3 separate regions of the Homo sapiens genome follow, and regions 2 and 3 are each linked to region 1. Evidence: chromatin contacts called from ENCODE Hi-C or POLR2A ChIA-PET data. All regions are on one chromosome and are shown on one strand. The core of a region is the stretch at or near the end of the contact, and the rest is flanking DNA. Distances in the headings are between cores, read along the strand shown.

The links. Hi-C counts contacts between places; a loop is a spot of excess contacts on that map. ChIA-PET counts read pairs that join two places held with the same protein, here RNA polymerase II (POLR2A). Pooled maps may share reads with other maps.
Region 2: a loop to region 1 is called in a pooled map, with 5 times the contacts of the local background. The contact joins the promoter of CUTA here to the enhancer-like site in region 1. A Hi-C loop is called at or near these places in 3 of 37 single-sample maps with no recorded cell type and 4 of 50 pooled maps. POLR2A ChIA-PET finds 5 or more read pairs at or near these places in 6 of 52 experiments (A549, H1, Panc1 and 3 more).
Region 3: a pooled map shows a loop between it and region 1 (3-fold over the local background). The contact joins the promoter of LINC00336 here to the enhancer-like site in region 1. A Hi-C loop is called at or near these places in 3 of 168 maps with a recorded cell type or tissue (K562, PC-3 and mammary epithelial cell), 3 of 37 single-sample maps with no recorded cell type and 4 of 50 pooled maps. POLR2A ChIA-PET finds 5 or more read pairs at or near these places in 6 of 52 experiments (HEK293, Panc1, RWPE1 and 1 more).

What each region holds. Positions count from the first base shown.
Region 1 is chr6:33,506,316-33,510,901 of GRCh38, reverse strand. No RefSeq gene overlaps it. Among named protein-coding and RNA genes, the nearest start is that of ZBTB9, 54 kb to the right of the region's middle. Within about 2 kb of position 2,306, at least 4 of the 41 ENCODE cell types and tissues checked have a DNase peak (open chromatin) inside an H3K27ac peak, as active enhancers do.
Region 2 is chr6:33,416,107-33,420,692 of GRCh38, reverse strand. It overlaps CUTA (cutA divalent cation tolerance homolog), which reads left to right and starts at 2,586. Exons shown (of 6, transcript NM_001014840.2): 1 at 2,586-2,734; 2 at 2,998-3,212; 3 at 3,383-3,442; 4 at 3,551-3,596; 5 at 3,724-3,773; 6 at 3,917-4,251. The coding sequence starts at 2,693. The coding sequence ends at 4,043. It overlaps PHF1 (PHD finger protein 1), which reads right to left. Exons shown (of 15, transcript NM_024165.3): 15 at 4,254-4,586. SYNGAP1 (synaptic Ras GTPase activating protein 1) reads right to left here and starts at 628. Exons shown (of 19, transcript NM_006772.3): 1 at 362-628. The coding sequence starts at 428.
Region 3 is chr6:33,590,628-33,595,213 of GRCh38, reverse strand. LINC00336 (long intergenic non-protein coding RNA 336) reads left to right here and starts at 1,876. Exons shown (of 2, transcript NR_027908.2): 1 at 1,876-2,217. RefSeq lists enhancers at 1,407-2,046, 3,327-3,966, 4,350-4,459, 4,120-4,586.

The DNA of each region.
Region 1 (4,586 bases), core at 1,057-3,556:
ATTTGACACATTTTCTAAAAAAGTCCACATGTTTTGTAAAGCACAAATTTAAAACAATTTTTTAACCTATTTTTGGCCAATAGTTATAGGCAAATAGTTCCTATCTAACTGAATAGTCTTTTTTGACTATTAAAGCCTAGCTCCAATGGCTTTATTGGATCATACACACTGAAAAGCGTGTATCATCTTGGAATATTTGAGAAGTGTCTGTTTCATTGCTTACTGTTTTACCAATTGCAAAGTTTTTTCTAAGTGATGTTTATTTCACACTTTTGGAGGGAGGAGAATGTCCCACAGCCAGTCACTTGGGGCCTTGTTTCCAGAAGTGGAGTCCTGGAAATAACCACATCTGTGAGCAGTGGGTGTCTCATGGTATAATGTTACGGTCAGTGTGGCCTAGAAGTGAGCTCCAGCACCCTGCCACCCTCCCGACACAGGACACTAAATATGTAACCAGAAAATAGAAACAAGAATGGCTCCTGTTTCTAGACTACTTAAAAGGAGGGAATCTCTTATTTTTAGATTTAAATTTAAACTTTATTTTTTTTAGAGACAGGGTCTCGTTTTGTCACCCAGGCTGGAGTGCAGTGACACCATCATAGCTCACTGCAACCTTGAACTCCTGGGCTCAAGTGATTCTCTCACCTCAGCCTCCCTAATAGGACTGCAAGCACATGCCACCACACCTGGCTGATTTTTAAACCTTTTTATGGAGACAGGTTCTCCCTATGTTGCCCAGGCTGGTCTTGAACTCTTGAACTCAAGTGATCCTCCCACCTTGGCCTCCCAAAGTGCTGGGATTATAGGCATGAGCCACTGTCGAAAGGAGAGAAACCTTTGCAATGTGAATAGACTTTTCTAAAAGCACACTTGGCTTCATCCCTCAAACTTACTTGATTCTGATGCTTTTTCTCACTCCATAAACTCTTTTACAAAGTTGAATTTACCTGTGTCGTTAAGATAGGTAATTTCCACTGTTAGATCCTTCTTAGAGGTCACTTCCCCTTACCTACTGCTTAATACGACTTTTTTGAGGGGGTGTGATTAAGGACATCATGGGACTAGACTGAGCTTTTTGAAAGCAGGGGCCATTTCTTAGTCATCTTGGGTATCTGCAGCACTTGTTGTGAGTGAAGGAATGAATGAGGATGGAATGAGTGATGCCTGCTCTGCTTTCACATGGCCATAAAGCAGCCATCCAGGTGCCCATTCCCAGGAGGAGGTGGGGTCCATAGTCTCCACCCCCAAGCCCCCACCCCTTCCTGGACCCTGGTGGGAGCCCAAGTGTAAAGCAGCCCAACCCAGGGAAGGGGTTACAGCTGGACAGCCCCCAAAACACAGGAGGGCAGATTGCTCGAGCACCCCAGTCTGAGAACAGTGGGGGCAACATGCCAGAATGGAGGTGAAGGGAACGGAGGGGCAGGGGCGTGAGCTCACCTCCACCCTGTGGCCAAGGAACAGGGGCACAGGGAAAAAGGGAAGGAAACGTCCTGGGCTTAGCAGGAGAGCGCAGACCTGTGAGAGAAAGCGAGGAAGAGCTTGCAATGTTGGGAGGAGAGGCAGGAAAAAAGTTTCCTTTCCTCAGAGGAAAAGGAAGGAGAGCCCAGTTTTAAAAACAAAACCCTCAGCTGCATCCTCTATTACCAAAGATCCCGGGACGCTGATCCTCAACAGCGGAGAGTGGGCTGGGACACAGAGTGGTTCATCCGCCCCCGAACTGCAGACAGCAAGCTGTGGGAGGAGCAGGTTTATGGGCCTTGAAACCCTCTGAGATGGGAGAGATAATTTCCATAAAATCCAGGATTGCTAGAGAGTCGCAGACTTGCTTCTCTAAATGGCTGAAAATAGAAAGTAGGAAGTGAAATTAATAGAGCTGGGAATGAGAAAGAAACAAGGCCATGTGTGCGTATCTTTAAAGCTAGAAAATAATAACCACATCTTCTGAACATATTACATTCCCGATGCCGAACTAAGCAATTTGCACTTATTTAATCCTCATATAACAATCTAAGAAGACGGATATTACAATCTTGTTTTATTGGTGAGGAAATTCTCTCAGAGAAGTTGTTACCACACCTGTAATCCCAGCACTTTGGGAGGCCGAGACGGGCAGATCACCTGAGGTCGGGAGTTTGAGACTAGCCTGACCAACATGGAGAAACCCCGTCACTACTAAAAATAGAAAAATTAGCCAAGCATGGTGGCACATGCCTGTAATCCCAGCTACTCGGGAGGCTGAGGCAGGAGAATCACTTGAACCCCGGAAGCGGAGGTTGTGGTGAGCCGAGGTCGCGCCCTTGCACTCCAGCCTGGGCAACAAGAGCGAAACTCTGTCTCAAAAAAAAAGAAGTTAAGTTACTTGCCCGAAGCCACATAGCTGAGCCCAGTTCCAGCTGACTCAAAAGGGTACGAATTTAGTCACTATGTCGGTTAATTTCAAACTTTGTTTCTTTGTTTGTTTTTGAGACAGATTTTGCTCCTGTTGCCTAGGCTGGAGTGCAATGGTGCAATCTCGGCTCACTGCACCCTCCGCCTCCCGGGTTCAGGCGATTCTCCTGCCTCAGCCTCCTAAATAACTGGGATTACAGGCATGTGCCACCACACCCAGCTAATTTTTTGTACTTAGTAAAGATGGGGTTTCACCATGTTGGTCAGGCTGGTCCTGAACTCCTGACCTCAGGTAATCCACCCACCTTGGGCCTCCCAAAGTGCTGGGATTACAGGCGTGAGCCGTGCCTGGCCTGCTTTCAAACTTTTTTGACTAGGACCCACAGTAAGAAATATATTTTAGACAGGGCCCAGTGGCTCACGTCTGTAATCCCAGCACTTTGGGAGGCCGAAGCAGGCAGATCACCTGGGGTCAGGAGTTCAAGACCAGCCTGGCCAACATGGCGAAAACCCATCTCTCCTAAAAATACAAAAACTAACTGGGCCTGCTTTCAAACTTTTTTGACTAGGACCCACAGTAAGAAATATATTTTAGACAGGGCCCAGTGGCTCACGTCTGTAATCCCAGCACTTTGGGAGGCCGAAGCAGGCAGATCACCTGGGGTCAGGAGTTCAAGACCAGCCTGGCCAACATGGCGAAAACCCATCTCTCCTAAAAATACAAAAACTAACTGGGCGTGGTGTTGAACGCCTGTAATCCCAGCTATTCAGGAGGCTGAGGCAGGAGAATTGCTTGAACCTGGGAGACAGAGATTGCAGTGAGCCAAGATCGCGCCACTGCACTCCAGTGTGGGTGACAGAGTGAGACTCTGTCTCAAAAAAAAAAAGGAAAGATATTTTAGATTCTAAGCCAGCACACATACATATAATTGATAACTAAAAGGAAAATTTTTATAAAATGCATGTACCCTTACTACTTATTATTTAAAGAAGAACCTTAGTCAATAAAATTTAGCAGAGTTTATTTGAGCAAATAATGATTCATGCTAGGTGTGGTGACTAATGCCTGCAATCCAGCACTTTGGGAGGCTGAGGTGGGAGGATCACTTGAACCCAGCAGTTTGAGACCAGTCTGGGCAATATAGTAAAACCCTGTTTCTAAAAACAAACAAACACGCAAACAAAAAAACGCTCTTCCATCACTTGAGGTCAGGAATTCGAGACCAGGCTGACCAACATCATGAAACCATATCTCTATTAAAAATACAAAAAAATTATTCAGGCATGGTGGTGCACACCCGTAGTCCCAGTTACTCGGGAGGCTGAGGTGGGAGAATCACTGGAACCTGGGAGGCAGAGGTTGCAGTGAGCTGAGATCGTGCCATTGCACTCCAGCCTGGGCAACAGAGTAAGACTTTGTCTCAAAAAAAAAAAAAAAAAAGAGAGAGAGAGAATCCATGAAAGAGTGGTTTGTAAAAAAAGCACTCACAAGTGTAAGTTGTAATTTATATCTTATGTATAATTTTTTTATGGGGGACAGAGTCCTGTTCTGTTGCCCAGGCTAGAGTGCAGTGGCGAGATCTCGGCTCACTGCAACTTCCACCTCCCAGGTTCAAGTGATTCTCCTGCCTCAGCCTCCCAAGTAGCTGGCATTACAGATGCGTGCCACCACACCTTGCTAATTTTTATATTTTTAGTAGAGACGGGGTTTCACCATGTTGGCCAGGCTGGTCTTGAACGCCTGAACTCAAGTGATCCACCCGCCTTAGCCTCCCAAAGTGCTGGGATTACAGGTGTGAGCCATATCGCCTGGCCTATATCACATATATATAATTGCCTCTGTCCCCTCCACTAGAATGTGAACCCTTCAAGAGTGGAGAATTCTTTCATTCGCTACCTTGTATTTCCAGCACTTAGCCTAGGGCCAGCCATTTAGATGCTCCTCAATACATTTTGGAGGAATGCTATCATTAATTAATCAATATCTGCCTGAAAGAGGACTCTGGGGGCATGGGCCAGGGCTTCAGCCTTAGTCGTCTTATGTTCAGCATTTTTCTCAGCTACTTGGACATGGAAATGGATGACATATTTATCAAAGTTTCAGGTGGCGAAAAACTGGGGCAGCCAAAGTACTGGATGACAGAATCAGGGTCCAAAAATAACTTAGCAGCCTGGAATGGTGGGCTGAACGAAGATAA
Region 2 (4,586 bases), core at 1,337-3,836, 90 kb after region 1:
TGTCCCTCTATTTCCTTGATGTTTTCCTCATCACTCAGCTCCCACCCCCAAATTATTTCTGCAGCTTTTTCCCCAACCCAATCCTTCTACCTTCCCACCCCTTTCTGGCGCTTTCTTTCCCCTTCATCATTTTCCCTTCAGCCCCCTTTCAAGGCCCATTTCCTGGCCCCTCCATCCCTTATCTACCCCTATCCCTCTGGCCTCCAATCCCTCCTTCCCGGTTGCTCCCACCCCTGCCTTCCCGGTCCTCCCCTCTCCCTCCATTTCAGCCGCTCCCTTCCCTCGGCCCCGACTCTCCCCCGCCCCCTGCCCCTCCCCCTGTTGCCCCCCATATGGCCCTCCCCCTCCCCCCACCACGTACCTCTGAAGGGGGCATAGGACATCGCGGGGATGCTCCCCCGATGGATGGAGGCTCGAGACCTGCTCATCAGGCCTGGGGGGAGGGGGCGGGGGGACGGGGGAGAAAGAAGAGAGAAAGAGGGGGAGAAAGAGGGGGAGAAGGAGGAGGAGGTGGAGGAGGAGGAGGAGGAGAGAGGAGGAGAGAGGAGCAGAGAGAAGCAGAGAGGAGGAGAGAGGAGGAGGAGGAGGAGAATAAGAGCCAACGGCAGCAGCGGCAGCCGAGAGAGAGGGGGGGCGGGGGAGCGAGCGAGAGCGAAGAGAGCAGGAGGAGGAGGAGGAGGGAGAGACTCTGCAGCCCCCACCCCTACTCCGGGAGGCCCAGATTGTGAGAGAGAGAGAGACCCCTGACTCAAAAACACACCAGAGAGAGACAGAGGTCCTAAAGATGCAGACCCCAGACCCTGAGACAGAGAGACCCTAGACCCACAGAGAAAGATACTTCACCACCCCCCACTGTGGGGTAATTTGAGACACAGGGCCAAAATCTAGAGGAAAAGAGACTCCTGATTTGAGGAAAAAACGACCCCAGATCCCCCAGAGAGAGAAGCTCAATATCAAAATCTGAAAATCCAGTCTAAAAAGGGTTCTCCATACCTACAGATATCTTAGACTCCAGACCCTGAGATGATGATTTCAGGGACCAGGACCTGAGACCTAGACTCAGAAAAAGATGAGGCCCAGATTCAGAAAGAGCCAGATGTAGAATTAGAGCTTAGAGAACTCAGACCTAGAAAGAGACCCCAGACTCAGATCTCAGAGACTGATAACTTAGAGACAGAGACACTCCTGACTTAAGGGGAGATAGAGACTTCAGCTGGTCCGGAGATGGACAACTCAGAGACCCAAAATTCATGAAGAAGACTTCGAAAGACCTCAGAGTGCGACCACAGACCCTGAAACATAGAAACCCCCCAAACCAGAAGCATAAAAGGAAACTCAATCCTAAGAAAGATCTCCACACAAATACTGAAAGACCCCTCCGAAATCTGTCTCAGAGACAAACTCCAAACTCAAAGACAGAGATCTCAGGGAACCTCCCCTCCCCACTTCCCTGCCCTAGAACCTCCGAGAGGTATAACCCTGACGTCAGCCTGGGAAACTCCGAGGCATCCCCACCACCAGACCAATGACCTCAGACCTTGAAGGGAGGGGAAATATTGGGTGGGGGCAGTGGCAAGAGCTTTTTTCTCTGCACCTCCTCCCACCTCTCTGCCTCTCATTGGCCCCTCTCTCCATTTTTGGGTCACAGGATGTGCTTGGGCCCCAGGGAAGTTATGTAGGGCAGGTCCTGGCTCCTTGGGGGATGGGTTAGGGAAAGGAGACCCGAGGCTGAGAGGTGGACCAATCCTGGGGAGTGGAATAGGCAGGGAAGAGGGGACAGAAGGACCATCACCACTGTCCCCATCCTGCAGCCCTCGTTCTCCTTCCCTCTGATTCAGTAGTCTGTCTCAAGCTTTGGGTTTTCAATTAAGATGGCTAGGCCCCATTTTCACCATCCTCTACCACAGGGTCTCGCTCTGTTTTAAAATGCTTCTTTCCTCAGCTAGCTATTGTCTTGCCATGCCCGTGCCTGCCTAATCACTCCCTGCTACCCAGGGACAGCGGGCTTCTAGATCACCGTTGTTCATTCCCAAACCCAGGCATATCTCTGCCCAACTAAAAGGGCAGGGGGCGCTCTCTTAACCCCTGAGTTTGGGGTGAAGGGTCCTTCTCAGACCCTCCCACTCCTTAAGACCTCGGAAACAGTGCAGGGGAGGTCACTAGGCACATTGTGGGGTTTAAGGATGATTCCCCACTCCACAGCCTGACGCATCGACTCTGCGGGGTCTCTGGCCCCCCTTTCCTGGAACCAGCTCTCGCCTCACGTGGCCTGCGAGGCTGGCCTGTGATTGGCCACTTGGCGTCACTCACTGAGTGCCGCCGCCGAAGAGGACCGGCCCCCTCACGTGACAGTGGAACGCCGCAGCGGCTCTCCTCAGCCAGCAAGTGGCAGTTTCGGGTTCACACGGAAACGGGCGTGCCATTTCCGCGCACGTCTGCAGATGCGGTAGTCGATTGGTCAAGTCTCCCATGGCTCCTCCTTCATCAGGAGGTGGGCAAACCGCGCCATGATAGGGTCGGGATTGGCTGGCTCTGGAGGCGCAGGTGGTCCTTCTTCTACTGTCACATGGTGCGCGCTGTTTTCTAATCACGTGGCTGCCACCCAGGTAAGAAGAGGCCGCTCTTCCTGGGGTTGTTTCTCCGTGTGACGTGTGGCCTTTGAGATCAACTCTCCTGTACCAGCGTAGGCCGCATGAGTGGGGGGCGGGCTCCCGCGGTCCTGCTCGGCGGAGTGGTGAGTGACCGGCCCCGCCCCGCCCCTTCCGGTCCTCGAAGCCTCGACCGCTACCCGCACCCTAAATCCCAGAGGTTGGCCCCCTGAGGTGTGAGTGAAATGAGCTTTTGCTTTATTTTCCAAGTTTCTCTCTCACCTTCAGGGGCATTCTTCGGGGGTGCATCAGAGGGAGGGCAGAGCCTGAGGATCTAAGCGAAGGCTTCCCCGGGTGTAATTTCCTGGGCTGTTTGTGAGGAGAGATCGAATTCGCCTCCTGCTCTCAGGCCTCTCTGCTCCTGTCTTTTGTTTGGATGCCGGCGCTGCTGCCTGTGGCCTCCCGCCTTTTGTTGCTACCCCGAGTCTTGCTGACCATGGCCTCTGGAAGCCCTCCGACCCAGCCCTCGCCGGCCTCGGATTCCGGCTCTGGCTACGTTCCGGGCTCGGTCTCTGCAGCCTTTGTTACTTGCCCCAACGAGAAGGTCGCCAAGGAGATCGCCAGGTAGGGACCTCGATGTGCAGCGAGAAAGGATGATCATGAAGGGACAGTTGGGGGTGGGGCAGAAGAGTGCTGCTTTCTCCTTTCTCCAGCTCTGGAAGCCTGTCTCTGGGCTGCCAGTACAAAAACTGGGGTTATGGGGTACTCTGAATGGGACTGTCTCTTCACTCCAGGGCCGTGGTGGAGAAGCGCCTAGCAGCCTGCGTCAACCTCATCCCTCAGATTACATCCATGTGAGTCATAGGAGTTGGGGGGTTAACCTAACTGTAGGAGCTGACTGGGAACCTCTTTCCTGGGGGAAATTCTTTGCTCCCCACAACTCTCCCCCTCTGACCTTTCAGCTATGAGTGGAAAGGGAAGATCGAGGAAGACAGTGAGGTGCTGATGGTGAGAAACATTTCCCCCACCCAACAAAATATCCCCAATCCCTGACCCCTTTAGCCCTTACCCCTCTTCTGAGAAACTGAACTCAATCCCACTCCTTGATTCAACCATGTTTATCTTTGTCCCTTAGATGATTAAAACCCAAAGTTCCTTGGTCCCAGCTTTGACAGATTTTGTTCGGTGAGAACTTTGAGATGGATGGGGTGAGGGTGTGTACTGTGTGGGTGTGACTTGCTGGGCAGTCTAGGGCTTGCGTGTAAGGGAGTGGGTTCTTTTGGGTAAATCTTTGAGTGATCCCCTTCCCCCACCCACCTATTTTGTAGTTCTGTGCACCCTTACGAAGTGGCCGAGGTAATTGCATTGCCTGTGGAACAGGGGAACTTTCCGTACCTGCAGTGGGTGCGCCAGGTCACAGAGTCAGTTTCTGACTCTATCACAGTCCTGCCATGATGAGCCCTGTTCCTGCTCATCATGAAGATCCCCGCGATACTTCAACGCCTTCTGACTTCCAGGTGATGACTGGGCCCCCAATAAATCCCGTCTTTGGGTCTCTCTGCCTTTTGCCTGTTTTTTGTCATGTATGCAAATTTGTTGGGAGAATATAAGTGCTTCTAGTCCCTGTATTCTCTACATCTTTCAGAATGACTCAGAGCTGCTAGATTTGTTTATTTCTCTTTATTTCAATCATACAGAGTCCGGGATCCCTTATCATCCTCCCTCCTCAGTCTCTGCCCCCAGGGGTTAAATAATTTTAAAAAATATTTAAAAAGCTGTAACAAAATAACATCAAAGGAAATGGGAAGGATGGGAGGGGTCAGGAATCATGAAGGAGGGTAGAGAAGAGGGCCTCTTCCCCACTCCCCACTCTTGGATTCCAGCCTGGGCAGTAGGGAGAACTACCCCCTATCTCTCCAGGTACATCCCAGCTGTAGGTGAGGTCAGAGGTCAGGGTATGAAAGTGCCGGTGTGTGTGAATGGGGAGCTGGGCAGAGG
Region 3 (4,586 bases), core at 627-3,126, 85 kb before region 1:
CAAGCTGCTTAAGTTGGCTTTTAAGGCCCTATGTAATCCAGCCCCTGCCTGCTTCCCCCGCTCTCACCCACCCCTATTCACAAGCGTCCTTCTGCAAGCCACCCTCTGCTCATTCAGTCTAGTGCCATATATTGAATCTGACACCATGCTGGACACTGCAGACAATGGAAACAAAGCTCCCCCAAAACCCCCGCCCGCACCCCCAGGGCCTGCCTTCATGCTGTGTTTGTCTCCCCTGGGGAGAGCAAGTAAACACATGCAGTGAATCCTGTTAGCCCTAAAACCAGGGAGCTGTGAGGAAACCAGGGCTGGAGTAGGTGCCATGGCTGAGCTGTACAGGATGGGTAGGGGTTATAGAGGGGGAGAGAGGAAGAGAGCCAACGGCACCCTGGCAGTGGTGAGGCAGATGCAGTGAGAGGATGGAAGGCTAGGGCGGTGATTTAGGGCTCCAGCAAAGGCAGTGAGAGTGGGGGTGTTGAGCGGGATAGATGGTAGAGAGAAAATAAGCTAAACATAAATGGGTGGGCTGGGTGTGGTGGCTCATGCCCTTAATCCCAACACTGTGGGAGGCCAAGGAGGGCAGATCACCTGAGGTCAGGAGTTCGAGACCAGCCTGGCCAACATGGTGAAACTCCATCTCTACTAAAAATACAAAAATTAGCCAGGCACACTAACACGGTGAAACCCTGTCTCTACTGAAAATACAAAAAATTAGCCGGGCATGGTGGCGGGCACCTGTAGTCCCAGCTACTTGGGAGGCTGAGGCAGGAGAATGGCGTGAACCTGGGAGGCGGAGCTTGCAGTGAGCCGAGATCGCGCCACTGCACTCCAGCCTGGGCGACAGAGCAAGACTCCGTCAAAAAAAAAAAAAAAAAAAAAAGGCAGGGTGCGGTGGCTTCCACCTGTAATCCCAGCACTTTGGGAGGACAAGATGGGCAGATCACGAGGTCAAGAGATCGAGACCATCCTGGCCAACATGGTGAAACCCCTTCTCTACTAAAAAAAATAGAAAAAATTAGCCGGGTGTCACGATGCGTGCCTGTAGTCCCAGCTACTCAGGAGTCTGAGGCAGGAGAATTGCTTGAACCCGAGAGGCAGAGGTTGCAGTGAGCCGAAAAAGCTCCACTGCATTCCAGCCTGCTCCAGCCTGGCAACAGAGTGAGACTCTGTCTCAAAAAATAATAATAATAATAAATAAAGTAGACAGGCGCGGTGGCAGGTGCCTGTAATCCCAGCTACTCAGGAGGCTGAGGCAGGCGAATCGCTTGAACCCAGAGGCAGAGGTTGCAGTGAGCAGAGATCGCGCCACTGCACTCCAGCCTGGGCGACAGAGCGGGACTCCATCTCATAAAATGAAATGAAATGAAATGAAATAAATAAAATAAAATAAGATAATATAAAATAAAATAAAATAAAATAAAAGGGTGGACTAAACAAGGAGGCCCAGGACAATAGAGGAGTCCAAATGGTTCCTACTTGGTCAGGAAGGTGGACAGTGGGGTCATGGTGCAGACTGGACACTTCCCAATCACAGACTGTTCGCCTGGCAGGCATGCCCTCCCCTTATTTCACCTGTCAACTTCCTCCTCCTGATACAAGCCCAAATCATAAATGGTGCCTTCTCCTGGAAGCCTTCTGGATTCCTCCCTGCTGGCATTGCTTGCTTCCTTCTCTGCACTCTCCAAACTATACTACAGCAACATCATCATCTGGTTCTTAACTGCGCGGGTCTGTTACGGCCCTCCCACCACTGACTGTGAGTTTCTGGAGGCCAGGGAGCTGCCTTCAGCACAGGAGGCCCCGCGCTCCGCCGCCGGTCGACCCCTGAGGGCGAGGCCAGAGGGAACGGAAATGTGGCACGGTTCGGCAGTTCTCAGATGCGAGCGCCTGCGCAGGTACGCACGCTCCGCTGGAGCCTGGGGTGGCCTGGCAGTCGTGGCCGAGACGTGTTTGCTGCACTTCGGTGCGCACAGGCACTGCGGTGCCAACCTCTTGGTTCCGCCCTCCCCCCGCAGGCGCCCACGCGTGACCTCGGCCGCCCACAGGCCTTCGACTCTTCCCGGACTCCAGGTCCCAGGCCGCCCCGCTCCACCCTGCGGATGATGGAGACAAAGTCCCCCACAAGCCCCTCATATGGGGCAAGGGGGAAGGTACCACCTGGGGCGGGGCCTGGCTCCCCACTGAGCAGAGGTGCTGGCCAAGGCGCTCCCCTTAGTGGTAAGTACCCTCTTGGTTCCCCCTCATACTCTCTGCAGTAAGTCACAGCCAGACGACCCCGCCCCACGCCTGCGGCAGCCTCGGAACCTGCCTCCCTGTTTCAGGCCCCGCCCCCTACAGCCTTTCCTCCTCGGCAGCCCAGGGAGCTTTAAATATGCAAACCACATCGCATCACTCCACACTGGATCCGAGAAACCCAAGCCTGGTGCGGTGGCGCGCGCCTGCAGTCCTCGCTGAGGCGGGAGGATCGCCTGAGCCCAGGAGTGGAGGTTGCAGTGAGCTGTCATCGCGTCACTGCACTCCAGCCCGAGCGACAGAGATAAAAAGAGAAAGAAACAAACCCCCAAACCCATGATCAGCAAAGCGCATCTCCACATTTCCTTTCTGACCTCACCTCCTGTCCCACCCCCTCCCACGTATGCCTTTCCAGCTCCACGGATCCCTTTCCTCAAACCCACCAGTCCTGCTCCTGCCTCAGGGCGACGCACTTGCTGTGCCCATGGCTGCCCTTCCCCCAGATGGCTCCCTCCCTGGCTTCCGGCACACGACCTCCTCAGCAAGGCCTCCTCATCCCTCTGTGATATCCCCCCAACTATCCAGTCTCAGCTTTCTTCATAGCACCTCTCACCCTGGCGTATCTGTTGTTTATCTCACTAGCAATAATGTAAGCCCCCCAAAGTGGAGGTTGTGTATGTCTTGCTCATTGCTCTATTCCCCAGTGCCTAGAACAGGACTAGGATGTAGTCGATGCTTCATAAAAATGGTTCCATGGATTCTTATTTTTTAGACGGAGTTTCACTCTTGTCGCCCACGTTGGAGTGCAATGGCGTGATCTCGGCTCACTGCAACCTCCACCTCCCAGGTTCAAGTGATTCTCCTGCCTCAGCCTCCCGAGTAGCTGGGATTACAGGTGCCCACCACCATGCCCAGTTAATTTATTTGTATTTTTAGTAGAGATAGGGTTTCATCATTTTGACCAGGCGGGTCTCGAACTCCTGACCTCAGGTGATCCACCAGCCATGGCCCCCAAAGTGCTGGGATTGCAGGCGTGAGCCACTGTGCCCGGCCCCACGGATTCTTTGAGAATCTTCTACGAGCCAAGCAGCTCTTCATTCACCCATTGCACAGACGTGGAGACTGAGATTCAGAGAGATATGAGACTTGTCTGCCGTCATATGAGCTTGCTGCAGTGGGAGCCAGGTTTCAACCCAGCTGAGTCTCTCCCCTCTGCCTCTCTGCTTTCCAGCTCATCTCCCAGTTGAGAAGGGGAGCAAAATCTCCGGTTTTGCCCTCCCTTCACCCTAGTGTAGGCCAGGCTGACCCCCAGTGACCCCAGACAGGGCCTGAGGCACCATCTCCCTGGGAGGTCTTGGCCAGGGGGCCACAGGAGGGGGATCATACAGTCTCCTGAGGTGGATAGGCCCACCTTTGGCCCTGCCCACATTTTCCTGGGACCACCCACCCTGACCCCCAGCTCCTAAATGACCCAACCCACTGCCTTCCTTTCAGCCACCACTGAGTCCCTAAACTCTCTCAGAATGGACCTGGGTGCCTCTTTGCTTTTGCCTTCATCCCACCTGAGATACAGTGAGAGAGACAGAGACACTGGGAGACATGGGGAGACAGGGCAGAGACAGAAACACACACACAGGGACACATTTATATACCAACAGGGAGAGACCAGGAGAGTGACAGAGATTTGGCAAGTCCCTTCGCAATGCTCCAAACCTCATGGACCCAATCAGGGCCACTGCCAGCCCATTGTCCCTTTTGAACAAGTTAGGAAAGGCACCCTCCGGGGGGATGCTACCCCTCCCAGGGCCTGGTGAGTGAGTGTGATGGGCTGGGCTTCAGTCCCGCTGGCCCTTCGGCCGAGTGAGTGTGCTGGTGCAGGAGGGGCCGTGGAAGCTGTCCCCAGATGTCTCTATGCAAGGGGGAGAAGGCAATGCTGCAATGCTCCCCAGTCCTCGGGCCCACCCCACAGGCCTGCCCTTGTAGTGTTCTCTGAGGCGTTTCAGGATCCCCAGTCCTCAGCCCCGCCCTGCAGGCCTGCGCCTGCAGTGTTCTCTGAGGCCTTTCAGGAACGCTTGGGCTCTCACCATTCTAGCCTTGACCCGAGCCCAGCCCTCTGCCCTCACCCACGGGGCCTTCCCCCACAGCAGGTCCTTGGGTCACCTCTGCCTTCACCACCCAGAAATGTCAAGCCAGGCCCTTCCGCAGAAACCAGCCCAGGACACTGTGTGTCTGGGAAGAGGCCCTCAGGCCTGCTCCAGCACACAGACCCCCTCCTGCTCCAGGGACAGCGCCAGCACACCACACTTCCCAGCCTCACAGACCCCCGCAGTTCAGAGGAATCCCAGGAGTGGACA